Linked DNA regions of Homo sapiens: regions 1, 3, 4 and 5 are each linked to region 2. A link is a contact called in ENCODE Hi-C or POLR2A ChIA-PET data. All regions are on one chromosome and are shown on one strand. The core of a region is the stretch at or near the end of the contact, and the rest is flanking DNA. Distances in the headings are between cores, read along the strand shown.

Evidence for each region. A loop is a pair of places that touch in the nucleus more often than their neighbours do. ChIA-PET counts read pairs that join two places held with the same protein, here RNA polymerase II (POLR2A). Pooled maps may share reads with other maps.
Region 1: a pooled map shows a loop between it and region 2 (15-fold over the local background). The contact joins the promoter of SOD2-OT1 here to the promoter of TFB1M in region 2. A Hi-C loop is called at or near these places in 7 of 50 pooled maps.
Region 3: a loop to region 2 is called in a map of B cell, with 10 times the contacts of the local background. The contact joins the promoter of DYNLT1 here to the promoter of TFB1M in region 2. A Hi-C loop is called at or near these places in 1 of 168 maps with a recorded cell type or tissue (B cell) and 9 of 50 pooled maps.
Region 4: a loop to region 2 is called in a map of CD8-positive, alpha-beta T cell, with 7 times the contacts of the local background. The contact joins the promoter of IGF2R here to the promoter of TFB1M in region 2. A Hi-C loop is called at or near these places in 2 of 168 maps with a recorded cell type or tissue (CD4-positive, alpha-beta memory T cell and CD8-positive, alpha-beta T cell) and 9 of 50 pooled maps.
Region 5: a loop to region 2 is called in a map of B cell, with 14 times the contacts of the local background. The contact joins the promoter of DCPH1 here to the promoter of TFB1M in region 2. A Hi-C loop is called at or near these places in 3 of 168 maps with a recorded cell type or tissue (B cell and naive thymus-derived CD4-positive, alpha-beta T cell) and 10 of 50 pooled maps. POLR2A ChIA-PET finds 5 or more read pairs at or near these places in 1 of 52 experiments (WTC11).

Annotation. Positions count from the first base shown.
Region 1 is chr6:159,760,927-159,763,626 of GRCh38, reverse strand. SOD2-OT1 (SOD2 overlapping transcript 1) reads left to right here and starts at 1,295. Exons shown (of 2, transcript NR_037166.1): 1 at 1,295-1,633; 2 at 1,991-2,700. ACAT2 (acetyl-CoA acetyltransferase 2) reads right to left here and starts at 1,582. Exons shown (of 9, transcript NM_005891.3): 1 at 1,485-1,582; 2 at 574-708. The coding sequence starts at 1,539. It also overlaps a transcript of SOD2 not described here. RefSeq lists enhancers at 1-201, 2,270-2,329 and silencers at 1,610-1,759, 1,780-1,839.
Region 2 is chr6:155,313,200-155,315,899 of GRCh38, reverse strand. It overlaps TFB1M (transcription factor B1, mitochondrial), which reads left to right and starts at 1,416. Exons shown (of 7, transcript NM_016020.4): 1 at 1,416-1,604. The coding sequence starts at 1,472. RefSeq lists enhancers at 602-651, 1,202-1,251, 333-1,323, 1,322-1,641 and a silencer at 1,072-1,151.
Region 3 is chr6:158,643,492-158,646,191 of GRCh38, reverse strand. It overlaps DYNLT1 (dynein light chain Tctex-type 1), which reads left to right and starts at 1,449. Exons shown (of 5, transcript NM_006519.4): 1 at 1,449-1,510. The coding sequence starts at 1,484. It also overlaps a transcript of SYTL3 not described here. RefSeq lists silencers at 1,292-1,521, 1,682-2,011 and an enhancer at 1,135-2,078.
Region 4 is chr6:159,967,741-159,970,449 of GRCh38, reverse strand. IGF2R (insulin like growth factor 2 receptor) reads right to left here and starts at 1,368. Exons shown (of 48, transcript NM_000876.4): 1 at 1,055-1,368. The coding sequence starts at 1,203. RefSeq lists silencers at 748-877, 898-1,177, 1,188-1,807.
Region 5 is chr6:151,451,211-151,453,910 of GRCh38, reverse strand. DCPH1 (damage control phosphatase 1) reads right to left here and starts at 1,445. Exons shown (of 5, transcript NM_024573.3): 1 at 1,325-1,445. The coding sequence starts at 1,365. It overlaps RMND1 (required for meiotic nuclear division 1 homolog), which reads left to right and starts at 1,785. Exons shown (of 12, transcript NM_017909.4): 1 at 1,785-1,895. RefSeq lists a silencer at 1,088-1,207 and enhancers at 1,368-1,817, 2,008-2,057.

The DNA.
Region 1 (2,700 bases), core at 46-2,545, 4.4 Mb before region 2:
AAAGAAAAGGCAGTGTAGGTGGTGTAGGTCAGTGGTCTAAGTTCATTCACAAAAAGCATATTAATGAAGCTAAGTCTTTTTGTTTGTTTAGAGAAGGGGTCTCACTCTGTCACCCATGACGGAGTGCAGTGACACAATCACTGCAGTCTCAAACTCCTGGGCTCAAGTGATCCTCCCACCTCAGCCTCTCCAGTAGCTGGGAGGCACAGGCCATCATACCTGGCTATTTTATTTTTTGTAGAGACGGGGTCTTGCTTTGTTGCCCAGGCTAGTCTCAAACTTCTGGACTCAAGTGATCCTTCCTCCTCCGCCTCCCAAAGTGCTGGGATTACAGGCGGGAGCCACCCTGCCTGGCCAAGAAGCTGAGTCTCAAGCTGGATAGAAGCTACTGACAGGGCTGGAAGAAGGGGGCCAACAGGAGGAATCATAACAGAGGGAACTCTGAGCAAAAGCAAGGAGGCAAGAACTTGAGTGAGTGAGAGAGTGTGTGAGTGTGTGAGAGTGTGTGTGTGTGTGTGTGTTTATGGGCTGTTTCTAATAAGCCTGACTTCTCCTGGAATCACTGAGACTTACCTGCTGCCAAGACATGTCCAAAGATGACCTCAGACACATCTTCCGGAGCCACAGTGGCCCTCTTCAAGACTTCTTTGATGACAGTGGAGCCCAGGTCCTGGACAGGAACAGCAGCTAAGGCACCATTGAAGGAACCTACAATAGAAAGGCGGAGAGCGTGGACATCACAAGCCTGCGGGTAATACGGGAACCACCTACGAGCAGGGGAGCCTCATGACCCTGTTTGGCAAGGCCACGCGAGGAGGCAGTGCCCTCTCCTCCCACACGTTCCTACACCTGCTGGTCTGAGCAAAGGTCAAGGTGGGTGCCACAACTCGCAGCAGCCGAGGGCTGGACAGGCGACCTCCAGAACGGCCTAGGGACGCCGCTGTAGCCCTTCTATTTCCCCAAATCCGAAGGACTGGATGCGACCCCATGCTTCCCAAACAAAAGGAACCGGCGGGTCAAGGGCGTTGAAAACCATGCGGCACGAAGGAGACGAAGTCACGACTTCTAGCCATTGTGTGACAGCCCGACCCCAGCCCAAAGCCGGGCTCAGACCACCTAGCAGTTCCGCCCCTGCCGCAGGCATTACCGATGGCGCCTCCCGGAGCCGGCCAATCAGGGGCCCCGGAGGAGAACACCTCCCTACGCCAACCAATGGGAGAGGCAGGCCACGCGATGGCTCTACCCCGGGAGCCAATCCAAGCACGAGGGACGGAGTGCGCACATCGGGAGAGGAGAGGGTGGGGCTGTAGCACCAGGTCAGGGAACGCGGGAGCCGCAGGGTTCCAGGGATCCCGCGGCTCCTCGCGGCTTGGCCTGACCGGCTTCCTCCACATACGCCCCTCTCCTACACAAGTCCGGCCCTCGGCGCTCCTGCCGAAGCAGCAGGCGCCTCGGACTCTGCGCGGCTCCCGCCGGCCACTCACCTATGATGGTCCGCGCCGCCGAGACGATGACCACAGGATCTGAGCCTGCATTCATCTTGCTTCTCCTGCCGCCGTCTGCCCTGCGCTGCCTGCAAGCTAGGCAAAGCTCCTCCTCGCAGCCCACAGGCCTGCCGCGGGCGGGACCTGAGGTAGCCCCGCCCCTCGCCCTCCACCTCCCCGCGCACCACCTCCCCGCGCATCCCACTGTGCGCAGGCGCAAGGCCGGAGCAGGGGCGGGCGGAGGCGCGCGGGGCGCGGGGCGCGGGGCGCGGGGCGGAAGTGAGGCCGGGGCGCGGGGCGCGGGGCGGAAGTGAGGCCGGGGTCTGGGCTTGCGGGCAGAACCGCGGACCTCGGACGCATTTACAGAGCGCCTGAAACCCCAGTGTTTCTGGACACCCCAATGTTGGAGTTCCCCGACTTGACGTCTTGGGCTTTTTTTTAAAAAATCTTAGGGTTTCTCGAAACAGTAAAGACTGGGGGGTGACAAAGACTTATCTCTCGTTCAGCTCAGGACTGGAATCCCACGGGCGAGAATCTCGAGTGCGAGCCCGGCCCGCGGCGGGTCTCAGCACAGCTCTGATGGGTCCTTTTGCTCTCGGCGGCTTCGGGAGGTCCTATGCGTTTCTCCTGGCGCCAGTCATTCGCTCGCGTGAGGGGCTTGCTAGGAGCGTCTCGGTGCGAGCCCCCTGCCTTCTAAGATCAACTCTGGCTGTGAACGGGTGAGGACGCCGGGAGCGTCTTAGCGTCACAAAAGTTCCTTTGGTTGACGTTTGGACAGTGAAAGGAGCATGTAACAAGTGGGGTCAGTTTTGTTTAAAACCCTTTCTGACTTCCCAGCCTCTTACTGGGCAAAGTTCATAATTTTTCTGAGCTTTCTAGGGTTTCCAGGCAAGCTTATGAGGGGCCACCGTTACAGCAACTTGTTGGGAACACCTGGATAGTGGAACAAGAAAGCTTTGTCACAAAGTCATGAAGGGGAAAACTGTTGACGGACCTGGAGAATCTTCCTGAAGAACTTTAAAGTTGATTGAAAGAATCATTAAATCCTGGAAACCTACATTAAGACTTTGCAGAGATATGCGGATGGGTCAGATAAATCAGAGAAGGTAAAGAGTGTAGGCCCCAGAGGTGGGGCAATAGAGAAGGAAAAAAATTGCATAACAGTGCAATTTCAGGAGAAATCTTTAGGGTCTGGAATAGTGGTGAAATCAGCTGT
Region 2 (2,700 bases), core at 167-2,666:
AATTAACACATATTAACTTAAAAATAATAAGCTGATACTTGAGTGTGGCCAGTGAGATCAGAACTCAGAAAAAACACAACTCAGGTTGTCTTCTCTCTGTACTTTGCTGTCTGACTCTGGGCATTGTCAAATGACCTCACCTCCCCTATTTCTTCACAGCAAACTAAGAATAATAATCTCATTCACATGGGACCATTGTGAGGAGTACGGGAAATAATGAATATAACTGTGAAATAATGCTTTGTCAGGTATACTGTGTTTTGGACGATAAGATATCTGAATCAAGAGTTTGTACTTCCAGTCTACATTTTGATGCCACGTTGGGCAAATCTCCTTACCTCTATGGTAGTCATCACTATTTTTTAAAGCTAGGAGATTATCTCAGTTCCTTTTAAAACAGCTTTTATAGAAGGTGGTTGAGTTTTCCACTGGAATTTCAAAGTACTCCTCATTTTTATATCCATACCCATAGTTGTTTCGTTTTCCATTAGCTTTTTTAAAAACTTACTAATTGAGGAACAGAAACTTTAAAATTCATTTGTGATCAACGCAGCAATGTCCAAACATAAGCAGGGTTAAAACAGCAAAATTCTCCCACCTATCAGAGAAACTTTAATTTTTTTTTTTTTTTGCTTCGTTGTTTTTATCTCGTATAACGGAAAGACAGAACTCATATTTCAGTCTTCTCTCTGTTCTTAGCTGTAATCCTAGCAAATCGAATGACCTCTTTACACTGGCCAATTATTCATCTGCCAAATAATAACAGCCACCACTGATCACGTGGGAGCTTACCCAATGCCATGCGTGCACTATGTTCTGAACGTGCACACCAGGCGATCTCTCTCATTTAGTGCTCACAATTTTGAGGTAGACATTAGCTCCATTTAACTGATGAAAAAACTGAGGCTGAACGAAGTTAAAAACCCATCATGCAGCATCTGCAGAGCGGCGGTTCTAAAAACGCCTCACAGTAAGAAAGAATTGCTAACAAACAGTAGCTTTGCCTCTAAGCACCCGCTTTTCCTCTAATATTCACAGACAGGTATTTAGAACGTTAAAGAGCCGGAAGCCCTTGGGAACTTCAGGGCGGGAGTAAACCGGCTGCACCTCTCAGAGCAACTCCTCCGAAAAACCCCACCCTGTCCAGGCCCCGCCTCGTCCCGCCCTCCTGGGCGCTCTCCCCATAGCCCGCCCAGGAGAAGCCTAGTCCACCCGGCTCTCCCCCGGCTCTCACAGGCGGAAGCCGCCGACCACCCAGCCTGCCCTTCTCGCGGCAGGACTTAGCGCATGCGCTCTCAGCACGCCGGGAATTTCCTGTCCGCGGTCATCGCTTCCGGTGGGATAGGTCTGACCAATGGGGCTGACTCCGAGGCGGGCCTTAGGTCTCGCAGGTTCCTCCCCTGCGCGTTTCTTTCGGAGCGGCGGTGAAGGTCCTGGGTGAGGTAGGGTTGGATGGTGCTTGCCGCGTATCATGGCTGCCTCCGGAAAACTCAGCACTTGCCGTCTCCCTCCGTTGCCCACGATTCGAGAAATCATTAAGTTGTTAAGACTGCAAGCAGCGAAGCAGCTATCACAGAATTTCCTCCTGGACTTGAGGCTGACAGGTGGATGGCTTAGCAGTGCTCCCCGGATGTCTCCCCAGTGTCCGTGGGGGCGTGGGCCGGGGGGTCTTGCACGTCCCCGCGGGCGGGTGTCCAGGCACTGGCGTGCGACGGGCTTTTGGTCAGGTCCTTCGACCTCTTTGTATCAGAACTCCGGTCCCACCGCCCAGGAGACACGTGAAGTGCGTTGATTGCTCACAAAACTCCGCGTTCGGGGGGGTGTAGCCTGCCGGCAGGCTGCATAAATGCCAAGCTCCCTAGGGGAGGAAGGGTTCATGGGTCGTGAAAGGCGCTAGTGAATATTGGAATCTGGGTCACTGTGAAATCAATCATTCTGAAATAGTACAGCACATGCTGACTGCAGTTGCTTTACATGCAGTTTAAAGTTACCAGAATTTAAATTGATGCGAGGATTTTATCAATAACTTGGTGAAAAGAGTATCCCTCGTATGATTCGTTTTTTAAACGTTTACCTGTTCAGTCTAAGCCTCGGGGGCGCTAATATTCATTCATAAGTACATATTACACAAGCAACATTGTGCTAGTGCCGGGGGTAGGATATGGGCGTGAACAAGGCGGTGTTTCCTCGAGGAGCTTACTTTTAGCAAGTTTACATTCCCACACCTAATTGTTTAAAGTTACTTTTTATGAGATATAATTTATGTGCAATAAAATTAATAAGTTTGAAGTGCTCAATTTGATGAGTTTTGACGAATGTATTTATATATTGGTTTAACCACCATCACCATTGCTTAGTGATGTTCTATGAGATGAGGTTGCAAAAATATATTACAAATACGTCTACTAAGTCACGGCTGGAGTACTTAGGTTTTGAGATTTTCATATTTCATTCTATTTAGTCCCACTTCAGAAGTTGAAAAGAGCAGTAAATCACACCCAAAAAGTTCATTTTCACTTAAATGAAGCACACTCCAGAAAACATAAAATGTTTTATTTCTTGGACATGTAGTCTTTATTCTGCCTGTACCAATATGACTTTGGATAAAATAATTTAACTCAAGTTTTCTCTTTTTTTTTTTTTTCTTTTTTTAAGATGGAGTTTCACTCTTGTTGCCCAAGCTGGAGTGCAATGGCATGA
Region 3 (2,700 bases), core at 200-2,699, 3.3 Mb before region 2:
TCACACCACTGCATTCCAGCCCGGGCAACAGAATGACACCCTGTCTCTAAATAAATAAATAAATAAATGTTAATTGTGTAGCTATTATGTGCCAGGCACAATGTGGAAGGAAGGGGATACATTAGTGAATAAAACAGATCCTTCCTGCATGGTACTTAGTTTCTAAATGGAGACACACCATCAACAAGCAACCATAAATACGTTCTTGCAAACTGAGAGAAGTGCTATGAGGAAAATGTACAGGATGCAGGGGTGGAGGATGAGGAGGTCGGCTACCTTAGATGCCGTGGTCACAGAATGGCTCTCTGTAGGAGATTTTGAGCTAAGATATGTTAAAAGTTTAGTCATCCAAAGATCACTAAGATTAGTCTATAGTCTGACAACTTAGTAACTATTGACTTATGGCAGGGCAGAATGGGTGAGGGGAGGGAGGAGTCGTTGGGTTAGGTTCCTCTTGAAGGGCTCTAATAAGACCCTGATAGACCGACCAGGTTACAGTCCGATGGTCATAATCCAGATGAGAGATATCAATCTTTAACTGGGGTCCCGAGCATATGGGGTAGAAATAACAAGGGTTGTTGATGGATTAGATGTGGGATTTGAAGTTTAGGTCTACCAAATCCCTGGGACCCTTGCAGTCAGCTCTTTCTTGGGGAATGGGAAGTGGGTTCCAGCAACCTGAATTCAAGTGCATGACGAAACCAGAAAAAGCAAACGCCAAAATCAAAACTCGGAGCCTCAGAATACCTGCCAATAGATGCATATGCCCCAGCTTTCCGTGGAGGGCAGTTTACCAGAGCCCAGTGCAATTCCTAATTTCCATAAAGAACCCACATACAAATAAAGTCTGTCTAGTTCACTATGGTTAAGGTAGTCAGGAAGTGTGCCACATTTTACAAAATTTTCCACCCAAAATGTTTTTTTTTAATGGTGCTTAAAGGAAAAATTCTCATTTACCTGGAAAACTTAACTCCCCAAAGGGAAGTTTCGTTCAGATAGCTAAAGCATGCCAATCCCAGTCCCCAAGGGAACTGCAACAACGTCTCACCGGGCGCACTGCCTTCAGCAGTCACTTTCGAGTTTGTTGCCAGGTGTCCGAGCGGGTTTGAACGTCCGCGTCAATCCACACAGTACAAACCGGAGGAGGGGCCGGGACCACGCTTCCCCTCCAGGACTGCCTTTTGTACGTGTGTTTTGTTTCTGTTGCTAAGGTTTAGGGAGCTGCCCGGCTACCCTCACGGATTCCCATGGAAACTACCACCTCCCAGAGGACAGGAGGAGAGGCGAATTCAGGGTCCACCCACGGGCCCCGCCCAGGGATGGGGTCACTGAGGGTCCGGGCAGCGAAGGGCGGGGCCCGGGAGCTGGGCATGGGCGAGGCAGGCGCGAGAGGAGAGGGGCGTGGCAGGTCCGGGGCGGGGCCTGAGTGCGCCTGCGCAGTCCGCGCCACTCAGGGAGCCGGAGGGGACGCGCCGGAGGAAAGATGGAAGACTACCAGGCTGCGGAGGAGGTAACCGCCGGGTCGGCGACGGAAGGGTGGAGGCCTAGAGCCCTGGCCGCGGAAGGACACGCGGTCCTGCCCGGAAAGGCCTGGCTGCCCACCTCCTTCAGCTAGGCCAGTCTCGGCAGCCCACGGCCTGAGCTTCCCGGTCGCCGGCGCTCCGCCCGGCCCCATTCTGCCCGGACATTGCCGCCGTTTCCCCGGCGCGGGGGGCGGGAAGGGGATTGAGCTTCTTCCCGCGCGGGGAGGCACCGGGCGTGACTCGGAGAGAGCGCCCCGGTGAGCGGTGCCGAGAAACCTTCCCGCAGGGCCTCGCCTCCGGCCCGCAGCCAAGCTCGCCGAGAGGATGACATCACCGCCCCTTGCTCTGCGGGGCTGACCCCAGCCCCAGCCCCAGCCTGGAGCGGGGCGCGGCGGCCGGGCTGGGAGCGCCGAGGCTTGGACGTCTCCCCGCGGAGGTGCGGGTGACGCTCCCGCCGCCAGCCCCTCCGCCCCGGGCTGGCGTCCCGGCCATCCCGCGCCTTTGTCTCGGGCCTCACCTGGTTCTGCAACGCTGGGAATGAGTAGCACATTTCATTTCCGTTTAATATGTCTGTAAGAAAGCTCATTGTTGTGGGGAAAAAATCATCTTTTATGCCTCCTTGAGGAAGTAGGATAAAGCCCACGATGTCGCCAAGCAGAAGACACCCATCGGCACCGTGTGCGTTAAATGGCTTTCCTTCAAGCTCACGGTCATTCGGGGAATAGAGCTGATGGGCGCAGCTGAGATACAACACTCATTTTCTTCTTACTGAATAATCCTTGTTGAAATTCAGATAGAGCCCTATGGATTTATTATGCAGCCTGTCAAAAATATAAACTATAGATACATTTGGTAAGGTTGGATATCTTACCATTTATGAAATTTAGTGGCTGGGCGCAGTGGCTCACGCCTGTAATCCCAGCACTTTGGGAGGCCTAGGCGGGCGGATCACCTGAGGTCAGGAGTTCGAGAGCAGCCTGACCAACATGGAGAAACCCCGTCTCTTTTAAAAATACAAAATTAGCCGGGCGTGGTGGCGCATGCCTGTAATCCCAGCTATTCGGGAGGCCGAGGCAGGAGAATCCCTTGAACCTGGGAGGCAGAGGTTGCCGTGAGCCAAGATCGCGCCATTGCACTCCAGCCTGGGCAACAAGAGCGAAACTCCGTCTCAAAAACC
Region 4 (2,709 bases), core at 119-2,618, 4.7 Mb before region 2:
CCCCATAAACCCTACCACAAACTCCAAGTTCAGCCCAAAGTAGGCTCAACTTTGTTTCACTCTGAAAAGTAACTTGTAAAAGTAACTTGTAAAAGTAACAGTAACAGGGAGAAACTGTTGTCTGTTCAAAACTTTTCATCCTGCTTCCTTTTTACCAAAGTTTAAAAAAATAAACAAAAGCTGAATTTTCCATCATCCTAAACAGTCCAGAAAAGGATGGTCAGAAAATTCCTGAAATTCGAAGTTCCCCAGGCCCTGGACTGCTAGCAGTTGCGCGAGGTGAACAGCCCTCGATGGGACTGATGGGTTATACAATCATGGTTCCCAGAGCAAGATCCACTAGAATAATCCGCCCCGGAGACAATGACATCATGTGAGCAACCAGGCAGGAAGTTGGGCTCAGAGAAGTGAAGGGTCAAGTCTTGAAAGCTCACACTGGACGACACCCCCTGCCCCCAATCTAAAGAAGACAAAAGTCACCGCCTGCTAAAAATATATATATATATATATTCTTTAAAGAGAAAATGAGCCCACGGGGGGAAATCAATCAGCAAATGAAACCACAAACACTCAACTCCAGGACCATTCCTGCGGGCTCCAACGCCCCGGTGAGCCTCTCCACACCGAGGGGCCTCACCGGTGCCCCGCTGGCGAAACTCTGATGCAAACGCGCAGCGGGAACAAAGCAAACTGGAGTTCCTGCCTCCAACTTTCCCGGACGCCCGGCCGCGCGAGGGCAGGCGCCGACCCCAAGGGCCGGGGCGACCGCTCCGCACAAAGCCACCCCCGACTCAGCGACAGCCACAAGTGGCCGGACGCGGGGCTCCAGGACCGCCACGACCGCGTGTGCCCCCGCGCCCCCCGCCTGCGCACGGGACCCGGCGGGACTCGCGGACACCACGCAGGCAACTTTCCCTCGGGAACGGGGCGGACCCCGGCGCGGAACGGAGGCGACTTGGAGACCCCAGGAGCTCCTCGAGCGCTCCCCGCCCCCCACGCCGGCCGCTCACCCCGGGCACCGCGAGCGGAGCCTGCGTCCGGGCGGGCCACCCACCTGCACAGCTCGGGGAACGGGGCGGCCTGGGCCTGCGTGGACCCCGGGGCAGCGACGAGCAGCAGCAGCTGCAGCAGGAGCAGAGAGCGCTGCGGGCGGCGGGCGGGCGCGGGCCCCAGGTGGGGGCTCCGGCCGGCGGCGGCCCCCATCGCGCCGGGCCCGGACTGCGCGGCGGGCGCGAGGCTAACGGCGCGCGACTGCTGGGGGCCGCGCCCGGGACGGGGTCGCGCCGCCAGGGCAAAGGCGGAGGTGGAGACGGAGCGGGAGCCCGAGGTGAGCGCGGCTCGACTGGGCTCGGCGACAGCGACAGCGGCAGCGGCGGCCCCGGAACCGCGTCACGTGACAGCCGCCCGGCACCGCCCCCCCACCCCCGCCCCCCGCTCACGTGACTCCCTTGTTCAGGTGACCCCCGCCCGCCCCGGCTCCTCCCAGGCCCGGGTCACGTGAGCGCAGCGCGCGGGACAGGAAGCGGCGCGGGCGGGGCGCAGGCTCCAGGTGCCTCCCGGGGCCTGAGCCTCTCGGCGGGCTGGGCGCGGCGGGGGTGCCTAGCCGGGCCTCAGTTTCCCCTCCCACCGCGCCCTGCTGGATCGTGGCGGGTGCTTCCCAGGTTAGAGCAACTGTTCCCAACCTCGATCGACCAGTAGGGGAAAATAGGGAACTTGGATCAAAGTGCCAGGGAGGTAAATGCCTTCGCACAGCCTAGTGGCAGCGGATCCGTGGGGGGTGGGAACACACTTTAACTGCCCGTGGAGTCAAATCATGGGGGTTTACAACCTTGGCCCGTCAGAGCCTCTCAGACCTTCTGTGGGAATGTTATTTCCCAAGCGTGGGCTTCCTACAGCAAGGAAGGCAGCACAAATCCAGCAAGGTGAAAGAGTGGACAAAAGTGTCGCTGTCAAGCAAGTGCCACTCAACAAAGCTTTATTAATTCACTACGTGGATGGCCATGAGCTAGCCACAATGAAAGTAGAACGATGAATCTAAAAGTCTTGAACTAAAAAAATTCACTTTCTTTTAGAGTAAATATACAAAATAATCATGACTGAAAATAGTAATCATCATCATCATAAAAGCTCATCTTTTTTAGTGCTTATTCCATACCAGACACTGCTAAGCATGTAAGCATGAATCTTTAAAAACCTATGAGATGGGAACCTACTTATAGATGAGGAATTGAGGCACAAGGATACTCAGTGACTTACTCAAAGACACTCTGGGATGTGGCAAAGCTGGAATTCAAACACATATAAATAATCATGACCCAATAATAGCTAACATTTCTTGAGCAAGTAATTATGTACGAAGTACTGAAGTGTTCGGACACTGTGATTTAGCTCATTTAATCCTAACAGTCCTGTAAGAGGGGGTGCCTTTATTGCATCCGTTTTGCAGATAAGGAAAGTGAGGAATGGAGAAATTAAATAACTAGTTAGTCTTGCAGCTAGTAAGTGAAAAAGCCCGGGTTTGAGCCCAAGCCAGTCACAGGCCTGTGACATAACCACCGTGCTATTAATATATTGCCCAAGAAAAGAAAGTGTTGTAGTGGGTCAAAGGGAGAGCTCAGGTGTAAACTGTGGACGTCGAAAAAGGGTTTGTGGTGACCGGGCGCGGTGGCTCGCGACTGTAAACCCAGCACTTTGGGAGGCCAAGGCGGG
Region 5 (2,700 bases), core at 196-2,695, 3.9 Mb after region 2:
TATAGAAGTGTTCAAGAATGAAGCAAGCTGGAGATGAAGAAAAACTTATACCTGCATTAAAAAATTAAAGATATTCTTGATTTTATTCATACAAAACCCAAGATTTACAGATTATCATTTTATATCATTCTAAGGAAATACATGATACAGGTAGAAAAAAAGCTTTATTTGGTGGAGAAATTCTGTGCAGTTTTAAATATAGAGCACAGAGCTTAGCTGACTAGTGTTTTTATCTCCAGATCACAGGAGACAATTGTTAAATTACTAGATTGTAACTTGGGTATTTCTTCAAAAGGTTTCCTCAAATGATAGCTATAGAACTTTAAGAAAAAAACTGCACACACTTTCCGACTCTGTGGTGCTTTCAGTACCACCCAAAACAGTGATTAGGTTTTAATGCGCATAATAACTACGTTGATCAGAATTTAATTTTTAAAAATCATTAATAAAAGAAATCACTAATACCTCAGAGGGTGAGCAGGAACATTAAATCAACTGTCACTTGAATTTTCCCAGGCAGTAGGTATAGTAAGTCCTTTTTTGAGATTTTACTTTAATTGGAAAGTATTACTGTTTTCCTAACTACTACATTTCCTGCACCTCTGGAACAAAGTCTCTGGCCAGGACTGGAGTGAGGCCAGAAGCCCTAGGGCGCAAAATTGAAGGAGATACTCTCTATACTTGCATGACCTGAAACAGTGACTGCCTCAATTTGGGGCCATTGGCGCCACTTTGTTGGCCTCAACCTACTTTCTGCCCAGGTTTATTTTCTTCAAAGTGTTCTCGTCTTTTGCAATATTTTGAAGTAAGGACAAATTTCAAATATAAATTTGGCCATTCGATTTATGCAAATGGATGTTATTTGCACGGTCACCCACAACTTTACCCAAGAATCAGTAGCGTGACGACTATAAAGCAAAAAACTAGACAGTTCTTACTGTGAGATTACGATTTGATCAACAACAGGGAGAAACCCGTTTCTTAATAGCGCTGAGATCCCCAACTCTTACGCAGAATTTTAACGCCCCCAAAGCGCGTCTATTAAAGTGAATAAATAAAAAGTGACCGCCAGGAACAGACCGCGAAGCTGACCCCTGTCCTGATCCTTACGAGCAGCCGCCGCGGGCAGGCTCCCTCCCCGGGGCCGCCTCCCTTCGCCTCCGAGCCAGTCCGCGAAACCCGCAAAGGCGCCCCGGAAAGCCGCGCCCGGCGGCGGGACTCGAACGCAGCCCACCGGGGAGCGGGCGCCCTCCGCTTAGTCCCCACAGGCTCCCGGCGAGGCCCGGCTTTCCGCAAAAGTGGGGAGGAGAAAAGCTAGACTAACCCCACGTCCTGTCCTGAGAGAGACGCCGGGACGACAGCCATCACTTTCCGCGATCCCGGCCGCAAAGCTCGGCTGTTCAATCGCCGCAGAAACAGAGGCGGTACCGCCGCGAAGGAGGAGCTGAGAATGGGGGTGGTGTGGCTTTAAAAAAAAAGTGCTTTTGAATAAAGAAACTTTATTTGGTGCCCGATCAAACGGCAAACAGTGGCTCGCCAGAAGACCCAATCTTCCGGGGACGAAGGCGGGGCCAGCGGAGGGCGACTAGAGGAGCGGATATGGAAGCGAGCGAAAGCCGGAAGCAGGCAAGGGACCGGGAGGTCCCAGGGCCTAGGGAGCGGAAGAGGTCGCGGCGACGCGGCTCACGTGGTCAGACAGTCACGTGGCCCGAGTTTCTCCCGCTAAGTGGGACCAGAGTTCAGTGCGGCTGCGCAGTAGCGGGGGTGGGCGGGAGCGCCCTTCCAGGAGATGGGTTGGCTGCAGTAGTGAGAGGCTGGGGGTGCGGCTCTTTCCCTGCAGTCCTGCCGAGGAAGCGTGCGTCCCTGGCGCTTCCTTCTTCTCTTCCGGCGGAGAGGTTAGTGTATTGCCTTTTCTTTAGCAGCTCGAGTGGTCCGGCTTGGAGGTCTGCGCCCTGGCTCCTGGCCGCCCGGAACGTGTACAGTTACGGGTTACGCCAGTGCGGCTGTGACCCTTTGCCTCTTACCGTGATCTTTGGTCAGCTTAGCTGGGAGTAAAAAGCACTCAATTAATGAACCCTTTTTTTGAGCCAGTGCACCGCGGTAACTGTAGAAATCGATAAAATAATTTTGAGTTTGAGGAATTGAACGGCATACTCCCAAAGATGAGCGCCACTTAGCTCTCGAATCGTAGCCTAGCTGTAATCGATTTTCTTAATTGGTGTAATTGTTCTCTAAAAGTTGAAATGTGCCCGGGAACTGAGTAACTGCCTTGTATTTCATTTTAAAAATTCGATCGAATGCCTACTATGTGCTGGGCGCTATTGTCAGGAGATATAATAGGAAAAAACACAAATCCGTATCCTCAGGGAGCTTCCATTCTGGAAGGAAGACACAAAAATCTGCCCTTTCCTCTTATTTTTTTCCTTTAGCTTTGTGTCTCACGTATTTTACTGATTTACCTCGTTTTGTCTGTCACTCCCAATGCAAGGTTCAAAAGATTCAAAAGATAGGATTTTTGTCTATTTTATTTTCAGCTGTATTGTCAGCAACTAGGACAATACCTGGCACATGATAAGAACTGAGTTCGTTTGCAGTATGAATTAATAAACTAAAAATTAAAGGTGTGCAAGTGATGTTAAACAATGGAGAAATGCAAAGTGGAGGAAGATAAGAGAATGGATGCTGGTTGTGTTTTTTTTT